2 separate regions of the Homo sapiens genome follow, and region 1 is linked to region 2. The links are chromatin loops, found by intact Hi-C in ENCODE. Cell type or tissue: endothelial cell of umbilical vein. All regions are shown on one strand.

The links. Peaks named below come from ENCODE experiments on the same cell type or tissue, not always from the same donor. Only the 100,000 strongest peaks of a DNase experiment are listed, where the experiment ranks them.
Region 1: a loop joins it to region 2, with 4 times the contacts of the local background. A loop is called at or near these places in 2 of 110 quality-filtered maps.

What each region holds. Positions count from the first base shown.
Region 1 is chrX:11,948,382-11,956,381 of GRCh38, forward strand. It overlaps a transcript of FRMPD4 not described here. Among named protein-coding and RNA genes, the nearest start is that of FRMPD4, 190 kb to the right of the region's middle. In endothelial cell of umbilical vein, no CTCF peak of the experiment used is centred here; no DNase peak of the experiment used is centred here; H3K27ac peaks cover 1,386 bases.
Region 2 is chrX:12,023,342-12,031,341 of GRCh38, forward strand. It overlaps a transcript of FRMPD4 not described here. Among named protein-coding and RNA genes, the nearest start is that of FRMPD4, 110 kb to the right of the region's middle. In endothelial cell of umbilical vein, no CTCF peak of the experiment used is centred here; a DNase peak (open chromatin) is centred at 3,320; H3K27ac peaks cover 199 bases; H3K27me3 peaks cover 2,047 bases.

The sequences.
Region 1 (8,000 bases), 75 kb before region 2:
CTATTTAAGAATGCAACCCAGAAGCAAGCCCTCACCAGAGTCCAAACTTGTTGGCACCCTGATCTTGGAATTTCAGCCTCCAGAACTGTGAAAAAATACATTTCTGTTGCTTGTAAGTCACCTAGTCTATGATGCATTGTTACAGCAGCCCAAGATAACTGAGACATAGGGACTCTGAAGCACCTTTTTAGTTCCCCTAGGCTGGGGAATGTCAGAGCTCTTGGAAAGGGGAAGGGGAAGGGCCTGACCTAGCAATGCCTGCTTCAACCTTAACCACTCTGCCTTACTGCCATCACATATTAGCATCTGATTAGGATTTTCTTTGAAAAAAAGGTCCTGTGGATAAAAGGAATCTTGAAAGCCATTTGAAAAATATATTTTAGAAAGATCTTCAGCAGCAATTGTTGAAAACCAAGGCTTTTTGATACATTTTATTTTAAAATAAAATAAATTAGTAACTGACTCATAAATCCTGGTATTCTGGCCAATTAAGATTTTAATGTAGCATCTTGAGATAACATTTGAAAAAAATATGCAATGCTCTGGCAGTCATGAGCATATATATCCTTACATTTTCCCTGCCTCCTCAAAAACCAAAAGATAGATATTTGTAGGTTAATCACATGAGGGCTTTGCTTAGCTAGAATTTAATGAGATGTTCCTTAAAGCTCCTAGAATCTTCTTCTTGGCTCATGAATTAGTGGCTCTGAAGGGCACAGGTTATTAGTGTGTTCTGACTTAAGGCAAAATTAGAGACTTGGAGAAGAGGCTGTTACATGGATTCCATTTTCATGGTCCTATTAATGTGGCGAATGTAATGCCACTGAGTAACATTGGCTCAGTGTGGATTTAGGACTGTGTGGTGTCTGGTGCATGTATACAAGATGGCCGTTCCCTTATGAACTGACTGGTTCATGTAGTCTCACACAAGAAGGTGCTTTTCTTACTCACCTTTCCTCCCCACTGGGGCTTCAAGGATTCCTATTTTGAGAGTCTTGTGGGGAAAACAAAAAAGAAACTTGAAACTTCCTGAGCATGTGTCTGTCCAGAAGTAAAAGAGGGAGGAGGACTGCTTAGAACAGCTAATCTTAAGTTGGAGACATTCAGAAGGTGGCAAGTTTCCAAAGACAAGTCTGATTGTTTCAAAATTTTGGCAAGAGTGAACCCTGCAAAAGTGTGTATATGTGTGTGTGTATGTGTATACGCATGTGTTGGTAAGGGGAGGTAGAAGTGGGAAGTGGAATGTTTTTCCTTTTTTTCTTTTCTCCTATCTGGAATGTCTCTGATTCCCAGGATTTTCAAGTGAGACCAAGCTGGTTGCTTCAATAGGTGGTGATCACACTGACCCAGAAGCCTGAGTAGGGCAAGTGGGCTGTGGCTTGGCAGAATCTGGGGCTCCTCTACTTGCCAGTGAGTTGCCCGATGGTTGAGACAATGTCAAATTCAACTTTTAGACTCCCAGAAGGTGCTCAGTTGTTTTTGGTTTTTTTAGATTATATAACTATTTTGCAATTAATAAAATTGTATATGTTAAAGGTGTTCAACATGCTGCCTTGATATACATATACATAGTGAAATAATTACTAATGGTCAACCAAATTAACATGTAATATGGTTTGGTTCTGTTTCTCCACCCAAATCTCACCCTGAATTGTAATCCCCATAATCCCCACGTGTCAAGGGTAAGACCAGGTGGAGGTAGTTGGATCATGGGGATGTTTTTTCCCATGCTGTTCTCATGATAGTGAGTGAGTTCTCAAGAAATCTGATGGTTTTATAACTGTCTGGCATTTTCCCTGATTGCACTCACTCTGTCCTGCCACCCTGTGAAGAAGGTGCCTGCTTCTCCTTTGCCTTCTGTCATGATTGTAAGTTTCCTGAGGCCTCCCCAGCAATGTGGAACTGTGAGTCAATTAAACCTTTTTCCTTTATAAATTACCCAGTCTTGGGTATTTCTTCATAGCACTGTAAGAACAGACTATTACACAAGTACATTACCTCACTTAGTTAACTTTTTTGTTTGTTTGTTTGTTTGGTGAGAGCACCTGAAATGTACTCTCTTAGAAAATTTCCAGTATACAACACAGTATTATTAATTAGATTCCTCATGTTGGACCTTAGATCTCCAGACTTATTCATTCTACGTAACTGAAACTTTGTACTCTTTGACCAGCATCTCTGCATTTCTCCCTTGTAACTATTAAAGCCTCCTTTATTTCTTTTTAAAAATTGAGATATCATTTACATGCCATAAATTCACCCTTTTAAAACATACATGCAGCCAACAAGCATATTTAAAAAGCTCAACATCACTGATCATTAGAGAAGTGCAAATCAAAAGCACAATGAGATACCATCTCACACCAGTCAGAATGGTTATTATTAAAAAGTCAAGGCTGGGCGCAGTGGCTCACATCTGTAATCCCAGCCCTTTGGGAGGCCGAGGCATGTGGATTACCTGAAGTTAGGAGTTCTCGACCAGCCTGGCCAACATGGTGAAACCCTGTCTTTACTAAAAATACAAAAAATTAGCCAGATGTGGTGGCACACACCTATAATCCCAGCTACTCAGGAGACTGAGGCAGGAGAATTGCTTGAACCTGGGAGGCGGAGGTTGCAGTGAGCCTAGATTGCGTCATTACACTCCAGCCTTGGCAACAAGAGTGAAACTCCATCTCAAAAAAAAAAAAAAAAAAAAAGGAAAAAAACAACAGATGCTGGCAACATTTCAGAGAAAAGAAAATGCTTATACACTATTGGTGGGAATGTAAATTAATTCAGCCATGGTGGAAAACAGTGTGGTGATTCCTTGAAAACCTAAAAACAGAAATACCATTCGACCCAGCAATCCCATTACTGGTTACATACCCCCCAAAAATATGTCATTCCACCATAAAGACACATGCACATGTATGTTCGTCACAGCACTATTCACAATAGCAAAGACATGGAATCAACCTAAGAGCCTGTCAATGATAGACTGGATAAAGAAAATGTGGTATCTGCATACCATGGAATACTATGCAGCCATAAAAAAGAATGAGATTATGTCCTTTGCAGGAACATGGATGAAGCCAGAGGCCATTATCCTTAGCAAACTAACGTGGGAACAGAAAACCAAATATCACATATTCTCACTTATAAGTGGAAGCTAAATGATGAGAACACATGGACACATAGAGGGGAACAACAGACGCTGGGGCCTACCTGAGGGTGAGCAGTGGGAGGAGGGAGAGGAGCAGGAAAAATAACTAATAGATACTAGGCTTAATACCTGGGTGATGAAATAATCTGTACAACAAACCCCCATGACACAAGTTTACCTATGTAACAAACCTGCACATGTACCCATGAACTTAAATTAAAAGTTAGAAAAGCACAGTGGCTCACACCTGTAATTCCAGCACTTTGGGAAGCTGAGGCTGGTAGATTGCTTGAGCCCAGGAGTTCAAGACCAGCCTGGGCAACAAGACAAAATCCCGTCTCTAACAACAACAACAAAAAATTAGCCTGGTGTGGTGGCACACACCTGTGGTTCCAACTACTCAGGAGGCTGAGGTGGGAGGATCACTTAAGCCTGGGAGGTCAAGGCTGCAGTGAGTCATAATGGCGCCACTGTACTCCAGCCTAGGTGACAGAGCGAGACCCTGTTTCAAAAATAAATAAATACATACGTACATGCATACATACTTTAAAAAATTCACCCCTTTCAAGTAAGAGCCCAATTCAGTGGTGTTTAGTGTGTTCACAAGGTCAGGCCTTAGGCACTATGCCTCCTGCATATTATAAATGAATCAGCCCTTCTTTCATGAATATAATAGCCAGTGGTCACTGATATGGGTGGATTAGGGCCCTGGGAGCTTTATCTCCCTAAGGAGACCTTTAGAGGAATAACAAGAAGCAGGCTCCTTCCCAGGCAGGCTAAGTTTGGTGCTTTTATTTCTTGAAGCCGCAAAATCAACATTCCTTGGGAGAGCAGAGTAGGAGCGTTAGATCACAGCTGGAGCTGTATGAGGAAAGTCATGTTTATCAGAGGAACCTCCTCCTTAAGTTTGTCTCAGATGCTGCAGTTTGCATCCCAGGGGAGAAAAACTAATTCTGCTTTCCCCAGAGCCCAATTGTAATCTGCGAAAGGCAGTGGGACCTGGCAGCCATCCAGCCCATGCCTCCCTTTTCCAGATGTGAAAGCTTGAGGCTGAAGCAGTTAACTCAGTTTTTTGCCCTGATTTTTTGCATTTCCTCCTATCTTAAAGACTCTAAGAGGGAGAAAGCTAACCCAAGGGATATATTTGCAGTCATCACCCACCCACATTCGATAGCATCTTACCCTGGGAACTCCCCTCTTCACTAACACCTTCCTTGGCAATGGCTGCCTTGGGCAGTGTGGTTTGGGACTTTTGGGCCAAGGATGGCTGGATAATGAATAGAACAGTGCCAGTCAAGGTGGAGACCATCAGCAACATCAGCGTCACCTTAAGCTTGTTAGAAATGCAACATTTCAGGCACCCCCAAAATCAGGAACACTGAGGGTGATGCCCAGCAAACTGTGTTTTAGTAAGTCCTCCAGGAGATCTATTTGCACGTTAAAATTGGAAATGCACTGAGAAGACTCTTGATCAGGTAGGGCTCGGGGTGCTAAACCTAATGACATGGCTGTGAAAGCTAGTGCAAAATCAATACAAAAAAATAAGTAGACCAACTCAAACCTCTGAAGCTTATCTACACATGGCCATAAATACTCACACATTGTATCATTTCATGTAGGCTAAAAATGAATTTGACTTACCCTCTCCTACCTACACCTGTTGGTTTCTCATTTGGTAATATCCTTCTTCCTTCAAGCAGCTCTATATTGTCAATGTCATTGCAAATAGATTAAATTAAGAAAAGAAAAAATAGTGGAAATGGAGTGAAAAGAAGGGAAACTTTTTTTTAACCCTGCTGTATCCTGTGCCTGTTGACCTAGCATTAAAACTCTAATTTAAAGATAAGTCTCATTAAAGATGTCCCTTTTCAGGAGTGGCATTTTCTGACAATGGAATTTAGGAGTCTAAGATTCCTAACCATGGTACTATTTAAAACTTTTGCCTAGATTTCCATTATCAAATAAAAAGCAAATCCAGGTTTAGCTAAGGAGAAACATTATTCAAAAGGACTATTTCGATGAGGGGTGGGGGATTGTTGCATATGGGGAGAGAACTTTGCAATAGGACGAATGGTCCCACCAGAAGATCTGCAAGCACCGCAAAGGTCAGATAGAAAGGAATTTTCTTTTATAAGAAGGAATAAACAAGGCTAGAAAGAACCAGACATGGGGAGAGCGATGAGCAGGAAATGCCTTTCCTTGAGAGTCAGCCAGTTCTCTTAAGGGGCCATTCAAGGGGGATTGGTTGTTCAGCATATTGATGCTATTGGCAGGCATTTTATCCAGATTAGTCAGGGGTTTACAAACAGTTCAGTTAATCATTTGTGGCAATGAATGGAAATTTGTAGTGTCTGTGTCTGGCCTGTCCTAGGTAAACAAAGGGGTTATTCACAAGTCTTCTTAAAGTCATATGGTTAAGAAGAGTGGTTCTGTGTAGTAAGCCCTTCCTCTGGACACCAAAGGATGGAGGAATTTCTTAACCTGTGTTGTCTTCCAGGCAGTGTATATCATTGTCAGTATATATCACTGAAACATTTAAAAATAAAAACCTCTTAGCATTTATCTAATAACACAATTATCTTTAATTACAAAACACATTTGTTGACTTCAGTTTGGCCAACCTATGTGTTTTGTAATTAAATGGAATTTGCTTTATTAGATAAATTGCTAAATGCCTCTTTTAGGAGAGGAAGTAGTAACCAAACTTAGCATTAAATACATGCAAATACATAACAGAGATTTAAAAAAATACTTTGAGGATAGAATTGGATGAACTATTTAAAGCTGGATGCAAGAGTTGGAACTGAAAGAGATACTACATATTTTTTCCACGTCAGTAAATCTGGTACGTACAATATGTCATGCTGGTGAACAAAGAAGTGCTGAGGAGTCATGAATTACACAGTAATGAGAGAATAATGTGGCTAAGAGGGTGTTCACAGGTTGTCCGGTTAGCACCACTTAAAAATAATCATCATGGTTGAAGTGTTTTTTTCATGTGGAAAGCTTAATTAAAGCAAAGCAACTAAGAGCAGGGGGATCTTTAGGTAGGAAGTAAGGAGGGAAAAAGGTTAATTTTTCAAATACCACATTTTTTTAGTGCTGTGGTACACTGTGACCATTAGCTGCCTACAGCCTCTATAAAATAATGGAAATCCTTTCTAATATCATCTTGGGGTCTTGACAGAATGTTCTACAGTTTTACACTATTGTTCTCTATCATTATATCTGTCAATATAGTTTCTACCATCATAAATTGATGGTAGAAACTGCAAATTCCTTATGGGAGATTTGTTCCTGACCTTGTTGGTGTCCTTGGGGGCTTTTTAGCAGAATAGGAAAGTCTTATTATCAGGGATGAGTCTAAAACCCCTTCAAAAAAAAACCAGTGACAACAATAACAAGAATAGGTGTCTTAGTCCATTCAGGCTGCTATAATAAAATATCATAAACTGGGTAACTTATAAACAACATTTATTTCTCACAGTACTGGAGACTGAAAAGTCCATGTTCAGGCAGATTTGATGTCTGGTGAGGGCCCACTTCTTATAGACGGTGCATTCTCACTGTGTCCTCCACATGACAGGAGCAAAGGGGCTTCTTTGCATCTGTTTGATAAAGGCCCAATCATGAAGGCTAATCCCATTCACGAGGGCTGCACTCTCATGACCTAACCACCTCCCAAAATCCTCACCTCCTAATATCATCACCTTAGGAGTTAGGATTTCAACATATGAATTTGGTTGGTGGGTGGGTGCGTGGGGGGACACAAACATTCAGGCCATAGCAATAGGAAGACATTAAGAATCAGCCAGGCTTGCTGGGCACAGTGGTACATGCTTGTAGCCCTAGCTAATGGGGAGGCTGAGATGGGAGGATCATTTGAGCCCAGGAGTTAGAGTCCAGCTTGGGCAACACAGTGAGACCCCATCTCAAAAAAGTTAAATAAATAAATAAATGTATGTATGTATGTATGTATGTTTGGGAGGCCGAGGTGGGCGGATCACGAGGTCAGGAGATCGAGACCACGGTGAAACCCCGTCTCTACTAAAAAAATACAAAAAAATTAGCTGGGCGTGGTGGCAGGCACCTGTAGTCCCAGCTACTCGGGAGGCTGAGGCAGGAGAATGGCGTGAACCCAGGAGGCAGAGCTTGCAGTGAGCCGAGATTGCACCACTGCACTCTAGCCTGGGCGACAGAGCAAGACTCCGTCTCAAAAAGAAAAAAAAAAAAAAAAGGAAAAAGAATCAGCCAGACATAGGCAGTTTATCAACTTTATTTTGTTTAAACCTTGCAACCAGCTAAGTGGGTATCATTTCACTCCTACTAAGTGGGCATCATTTCACTCCACAGATGACAAAATTAAATTTCCAAAAGGTTAGACTCAAGTCTTTTCACTACACTTCAGGAAGTTTCTAACATGCATGGCAGAAAAAGGTATCCCTCTTTGAGCCCAGATTTCTGAAGGACCAGTAAGGGGTCATGAAGGAGGCAGAAGTAGGGCTGGTCTTTCCAGCTTCTCTCATCTGTGAACCATAATGACTGCATTTTAGGCTCATCTTTGCCAAGTTGTCAAATCAGTTTTGACACAAGCAGACAGTCAAAACAAGTTTTGGAAGATGAACTTTGGAATTCTTATTGTCTGCCATATGCTTGATCGCTGCTGTATCCGCCAAAATAGAGCCATCCTCAAGCCGACCCAGCTCTTCACATAGCTAGAACTAGGCGCTCTGTTCTCCCCATTCTTCTTATTAGTGCTCCATTTTCCCTACTGAAACTGGAGGCAACCCTGATTCTGTACTCTTATTTCTTGCTTTCCAAAGGATGGTATTATAATAAATTCAATTAAAGATGT
Region 2 (8,000 bases):
GAGACCCAAGAAGTTCAGACCCCTCAGTCATCCCTCATCTCCTGGACTCAAATTCCCACGCATGGCACATGACATCTTATCAATGAGTTTGTTCCTGCTCACTGGATTTTTAATTTCCAACCCTTCCCCATAGTGCCCATCTGCTTTGCTTTTCTAAGTTACCATTGCTTGTAATTTCTTTGATTATTTACCATTTCCTACCACTAGAATATAACCTTCATGAAGCCATGGGCTTTTTCCTATTTACTGATGGTGTCTTCATGCAAAGAACAGTGCCTGGCACTTAGTAGTCACTTGAAAGGCAATGGTTGGATGACTCTTTGCCAGTAATGGACACGGGGCACTTGGAGAAATGTTCTCAGGTCTTTATGCTCTCTCATCCACCTCCAGGAACTCTGCTCCATTTTTTTTTAAGCAATAACTCCCTTTAAGTTTCTGCTCAGGGTCTTTAAGCTTAGTTTGCCTTTCCCATCCTAGTCATAACTACAGTGATCATCTTCTTTAGGTTCCTGCCTCAGCCTGCCATTTCTTAGTTAAGCAGTTGCTAAAGAGATGCCCATTCGCTTTGTTCCTTGAATCTTTATTGGGAGAGTGGCAGTGGTGAAGAAGGTAGGGCTGGGAGACTACTTTTTTTTCTAAAGTCAGGTAACTGCAGTCGAACCACAAAGCTTCTGAAGTTCTTTTTACTTCTCCTTTCTTTGTACTAATTCAGACAGATATGAACACCATTTGGCAATATTCCCTGCCATTTTCTTTTGCCTTCCATTTCCATTTCTTTTATCTATAATCTGTACTCTAGCTAAGCTCTGAAAGATTGTCTTTTTTTAGTTCTCACCATGAAGGTTGAATTATAGCTCTAATTTGTTTATTGCCTGCAATACATTTATGATACGTGCATATGTGTGTGTCTGTGCATTTATGAATGTGTCATGCATATATATGTACACATACATACTCATGCATGTACACACCCACATATTCAGGCACTTATATACCATTGTACAGATGAGAAAACTGAAGTTCGGAGAAGTAAAATAATTTCTCCAAGGTCACTCAGAGAGTGAAGTTTAGTTTCTTTTTAGTCCATTTTAACTTACTCCACTTAAAGCCACTCTTGAAAGAGTTGCCAAATCTTGTCAAATTTTGTTAATTTAAAACTTTCACTATGACACATTTTAAGCATATAGACAGAAAGAGAGAATAATATCAAGAAAATCCATGTATTATCCTATACTTGTTTTCACATTTTAGAAAGGAATGATGCCTTACAGAGAAGTAGCTGTTGTATACTTCTTCCTGATCGCATTTTCCCTACCCCCTCCCCAGAGGTAACATTTTCATGATTTTAAAAAATAATTCACATGCTTGCTTTTACATTATTTCTATATACAAATGGATTTATACAAATATATACTTAGTTTTAGCTTTTAAGCTTTTAAGTAATATCTGTTTTGCAGCAGTTGCTTTTTGTTAACATTATGTTTTTGAGTTTTTTCCATGTTGATGGGAGTGACTCCCTTTTGCATTCATTTTAATTGCTCACAGTAGTCCATTGTATGAATATTCCGCAATTTATTTACCTGGTCTCTTGCCAATATATAATTATTCTTTTTCCACATTTTTATTTAAAAAACAATAATGTCACTGTCTGCATCTTATTCTGCCTCTCTGCAACATTTGCCATAATTGACCATCTTTTATTGTACAATTTTTTTTTCTCTTGGCTCTATAACCTCAAGAGTCTTGGTTTTTCCCCCTTCTCCTCTGGCTACTTCTTGGTTTTCATTACCTTCTTTCTTCTGTGTAACCTAAAAATGTCAAAATTCCCCACTCTTGGTCTTGAATCCTTTTCCCTTATCTCTCTTTCCATTTTTTTTTTTCCTGGAAGATCTCACTTATTTATGTGACTTTAAATATAGGTTGATACTCTTCAAAGTGGTGTCTCCTGTCCATACCTCCCCTCTAAGCTCCAGACTCATGAATCATGACAATTGCCTACTTGACTCCTCCTCTTAGGTATCTCAGAGGCCATTCAAGGTCAAACTTAGGACATCTAAGAAAAAAAAAAGGAACTCCTGATTTTTCTGTGTAAACCTGTAATAAAGAGCTTTTAAAATGGCCCTCAACAAGCTGGCCTCCTAGTATTCACATTTTGTCACATCTTTGTGTAATCTCCTCCCTTGTGTACAGACTGGACTCACTGAATTGCTTCTAATGAATCTATGGCAAAAATGATGGGATGCCACTTCCAAGATTAGGTTACAAAAGACTGACTTCCATCTTGTTTGCATTCTCTGTGGCTTTCCTTACTTGTTCACTCTGAGGAACCCATTTGTCATGTTCTGAACTGCCTGATGGAGAGAACCACATATCAAGGAACTGAGAACAGCCTTGGGCCAACAACCATTTGATTGTTAAAGGACTGGACTCTGCCAATGACTACAGGAGTGTGAACTTGGAAGTGGTTCCTGCCACAGTTAAGCCTGATGACTGCAACTACTGCTGACACCTCAATTGCACTCTTGTGAGAAACCCTGAGCCAGAGAGGGTGCAGCTAAACCACACTGGGGCACCTGACCCACGGAAATAATGACATAATAAATGTTTGTTATTTTAAGCTGCTCATTTTGGGGGTAATTTGTTACATAGTATTAGATAACTAATATAACTAATACAAGTCCTATTCATCTCTCAGTGGTCTACATATCAATAAACAATTCACTTGGATATTCAGATTATAAAGTCTTTCTTGACTCATGCCTCTTTCTTATCCTCCACAGCAACCCATTTGCTAGTCCTGTAGCTTCTATCTCCGTTGGCATACACTAGGCCAAGCCACCATCATCTCTTGCCTTGAGAGAGAAATAAGAGGTCTTTAGACAGAATCCTTAGGGAATGTTAAGGTTGTTTTATCCTCCTGTCTTCTTTTCCTTATCAATTTATTTGTTTACTTATTTAATACATTTTTATGTATCACTGAGGTCCTTTTTTAAGTACTAGGGATGGAGATAAAAACTTAACATTGTTCCTGCATCATGGATTTTGCAATAAAATAAGGGAGATATAAATTAATTTAACCGAGAAATGTGAAAAGTCTCTGAAAAGGAGATAATTGGTTCTATGAGAAGAAGATCATATTATTTCATATTGCTACCCAATATACTAATGATTTCTCAAGGAAATGATATTGAGGATCTTTCTTGATCCCAACTTGTTTAAGGCATAATTTTCAAGCACTGTGCAGAAAGTGGTGGTTGATAAAGCTATGCATGTGCCATTGTATTCTATCCTTTAATTGTTCTCTTTCCTTCCTTAATTACCCTCCCCATGTATGAATCACTAGGAGTGAAGTCTTAAATACCAGCAACTGTGTCTGGGCATTCTGCCCTTCACCATCAATGAGTTGGTCAAGCAATAATTATCAAGATTGCATTATACCTAAGGAGGGAAAAAAAAACATTAATTCGTATTTTTCTTGTAATATATAATGGGTGATATATATATTTCATGTCATAAATCATGGCTTAATACAAGCGTGTAATGGTGTAGGATTTCTCTTTAACTGATCACGTCATGTTTTTAGAATCATGAAATCTCTTAGATTGAAATGGTGACTTTTACTGGTTTTTGTGTTCACTCTCCCATATAGTATAGGAATTTGCTCTATAGCCTTCATAACTGGTGATTTTCCAACTTCTGCATAATCACTTCTAGTGATTGTCAACTCATTATCTCACAAGGCAGCTTATTTGATTGTTAAAAAGATGAAATTGTTGTAACTTCTTATATCACTTAGAGTTCTGCTTCCTTTTGACTTATATCTGTTCAACCTGTTTACTTGCAAAAACGAAGTAATCTAATCTAGGGCTCATTGTTACTCTGAAAATTCTTATCAAAAGGCTTAAACTCCTTATGACTAAGGCTTTTTAGATGGCTTATTACTTGTAGGTCTTCAAAGTTAATTCAGTTTGTTCTCTCATCAGTCCAATGTATTCTTTATCTATAGCTAGAGACAATCTTCAAATCTTGAATTGTGAGAAACTATAATTTCCTCAACCACATAAATATTTGATGCCATCATGTGATGTGAGTGAGTAATCTGTGTGAGGAAAACTAAAATCAGCCTGAAACAATTTCTTCCTGTTACATTGAGTGTGACAGAGTGATCAGCAATAACTGTTCAGGGAAGTCAATACTCATTCTTCAGCCTTTGCTTCCTGAAAATAAATTTGCTGAGGTATAAATAAAATAAGCAACAATAGTCCTGATGCAAAAAAAAAATCAAATAAAAATATTTCAGTCCTTGATTCTTTTAAATTGGACTTCATAATGCAGTTATTGACATCGAATGAAATATTTTAAACTAAATTGTTTTCCTAGTCAAAAGGAATAGTAAAACTAATATCTGGGTTAGGTTACTTGTATAGATGAAATTACTCCTGAGAAATGGCCAGTGTAATCTTAAATATAAAGAAATCATTTGCTTATAAACCACTGAAAATAAACCATTTTCTATTGTCTGGTGTTTAAATAGTGCTCATATCTTTGAAGTTCCTATAAGATGGAAGAAGCAAGTTTATTAAATAAGTCACTAGTCTTCTTCTGTTGCCAACCATTGAATTTTATAACCCAACATAAAGGATGCGTTCGTTTTCAATTGCTGCATAACAAATTGCCACAGAATTAGTGGCTTAAAAAACATGCAGTTTATATGGGCCAGGAGTCCATGTGTGGCTTAACTACGTTCTCTGCTCAGCACGTCACAAGCTTGAAAGCAAGATGTCAGCCAGGCTGAGTCCACTACGAAGCTCATGAGGTTTTTGGCAGAATTGAGTCTTTTGCACTTATAGGACTGAAGTCCCCACTTTTCTTGTTGGTGGCCAGCTGCTTCTTCAAAACCAGCAGGAGAATCTCTCTAATCTCTAGGCATTCTTTTGTTGTTGTTAATGTGTGGGGATTGTTTGTTTGTTTGAATAGACTTTATTTTTTAGAGCATTCTTAGGTTCACAGCAAGACTGGGAGGAAGTTATAGAGATTTCTCCATATACTCCCTAGCCCCACACATGCATAGCCTTCGCCATTATCAGCATCTCACACTAGAGTGGTACATTTGTTACAATTCATGAACCTACATTGCTACATCATTATCACCCAAAGCCTATGTTTTATATTAGGGTTCATTCTCGGTGTTGTACATTTTATGGGTTAAGACAAGTGTGTAATAACATGTGTCTACCAATATAGTATCATAAAGAGAAGTTTCACTGCCCTAAAAATCCTCTGTGTTCTACGTATTCATCTCTTATTTCCCCCCAACTCCTGAGAACCACTGATCTTTTTACTATCTGCATAGTTTTGACTTCCACAATGTCATATAGTTGGAATCATGCAGTATATAGCCTTCTCAGATTGGCTTCTTTCACTTAGTAATATGTATTTAAGTTTTCTCCATGTCTTTTCATGGCTTGATAGCCCACTGCTTTTTAGTGATGAATAATATTCCATTGTCTGAATGTACCACAGTTTATACATTTATCTACTAAAGGATGTCTTGGTTGCATCCAAGTTTTGGCAATTATGAATAAAGCTGCTGTAAACATCCATGTGCAAGTTTTTGTGTGGACATAGGTTCTCAACTCCTTTGGGAAAGTACCAAAGAGTGTAACTGTTTGATTGTATGGTAAGAGTATGTTTAGTTTCATAAGAAACTGCTAAACTGTCTTCCAAAGTGGCTGTACCATTTTGCATTCCCACTAGCAATGAGTAGGAGTTCTTGTTGCTACACGACCTTGCTAACATTTGTTGTTGATAATGTTCTGGATTTTGGTCAGTCTAATAGGTGTGTGGTGGTATTTAGTTGTTTTAATTTGCATTTCCCTGGTGACATGATGTGGAATATCTTTTCATATGCTTATTTGCCATCTGTATATCTTCTTTGTTGAAGTGTCTGTGAATTTCTTTGGCCCATTTTAAAAATTGGGTTACTTATTTAATTATTGAGTTTTTGGTATATTTCGGATAGCAGTCCTTTATCAGATGTATCTCTTGCAAATATTTTCTACCAGTCAGTGGCATATCTTTTCATTCTGTTGACAGTGTCTTTTGCAGAGCAGATATTTTTAATTTTAATGAAGTCCAGCTTATCAGTTCTTTCTTTCATGGATCATGCCTTTAGTGTTGTATCTAAGAAGTCATTGTTAAGCCCAAAGTTATCTAGATTTTCTCCCATGTTATCTTCCAGGGGTTTTATAGTTTTGCATTTTACATTTACGTCTGTGATCCATTTCGAGTTAATTTTTTTGAAGGGTGTAAAGTCTGTGTCTCCATTACTTTTTTTCTTTTTGCATAAACTCTGTTTTAAAGGGATCACCTCTTTAGGTCATGCTCACTCAGCCAATATCCCGTTTGATTAAATTAATGTCAACTAATTAGGGGCTTTGATTATATCTACAAAAATGCCTTCATCCCTGCCATTTAATATAACCTAATCATGAGAATGACTCCACCATCATAAAAACAGGCCATGTTTACACTTAAGGGAGGGGATTACATAGGGCATATATACCAAGGGGGTGAGAATCTTGGAGACCTTCCAATTCAACATAACACATTCTGTATACTCATTTCTGGTCCTAACATTTCTGAGCCTCACATTTATCATCTGTCAAATGAGAATTATTGTAGATCAAATGAGAATTGTTACATATATTAGGACCCCACCCCTAACAGCACCACTGTGTTTTTACCTTTATGCTATTGTGGTAACGCTAAAAACCAGTCTAACTTATAGAATCATAAGAAACTTTCCAGACCTCATGAGGCACACTGGCATCCTGGTAGGAGAATGCTATGTCTTCTAGATCATCTCAAAGCAAAAGGTTTTCTAGAAAAGTTAGCATCTACATTGCAACATCTTTTGTTGTTCCCTTCCAGTTCAGCACCACTCTATTAGCATTAACACCCCACAGTAAAGAGAAAGGACACTCACAGTCAAGATGATGGAGTAAACTTGCAAATGAGACATCCCCAGGTAGACCTGTTGGTACTTGGGGTCCTCTTCTAATAGCTTTTTTTTGTGGGGGGGAGGTCCCGATGCTGGTCATCAACTTGGAAACCCTCATCTTGAGCTATTCGGAGAGGACCTTATTTCTTGGCAACTGAAATTTCTGAAAATACAGCATTAGGTAACACAGCAGACAACAAAAACAATATATTCTCTATGGGCAATCTGGGAATGGCAACAAACCACAGGCATCTAACAATTTATTTGTTACGAGAGGAACCTGAACCATGCTAAGACAAATGGACATCAACATTGTTAGAGAAGACACTGTCCATTAGCAAGCACTAGCAGGGAGAAAAAGAAAATGAAGCCTAAAAGCAAGTTGGAGGTAGCCATCTACTTACTAGAGATAAAGACAGAATATTAGCTAAAACAAAGCAATAGGATGAGGAATAAAGGCTATGTTTTTGTGGTAGACATTTCCCTCTTGAGCTGAGTATCTAATACCCCTCACCCCAAACCCAACTGAGCATCTCCTTTTCTAAGGTACTCTAACAGATTCCAATAATGCCTCCACAGGTGGGTTTGGGTGAGGATGATTGATAATGTTTATAAAATATCTACCATAATGTCTGTCAGGTAATGAACACATGTAACAAATGCTAACTAGCAGTGTTCTTAGAAAGAGTAGTATGAGTAGTATACAGTGCACTTTCTCTAGAGGGAAAAACTATAATGTAACAACACCAATGTTCACAGTAATTTATGAGAGGATTGGGTAGAGGAGGAGTAAATACAGAACAGCATATTTCAACGTGCTTGGTCAATTTTCAGTAACAGGAACAGTCATGTTTTCCCCAGGAGGGCAGTCTTTTGGTAGAAACTGTAGTGAATACAAGCATGCATCATCTTTGTCAATGTGATGAATGCTATTCAGAAAAAAGTGTTATTTATAAGAATCTTCCAAAATAAATTCTACAAGAGATATTTGGCAGGT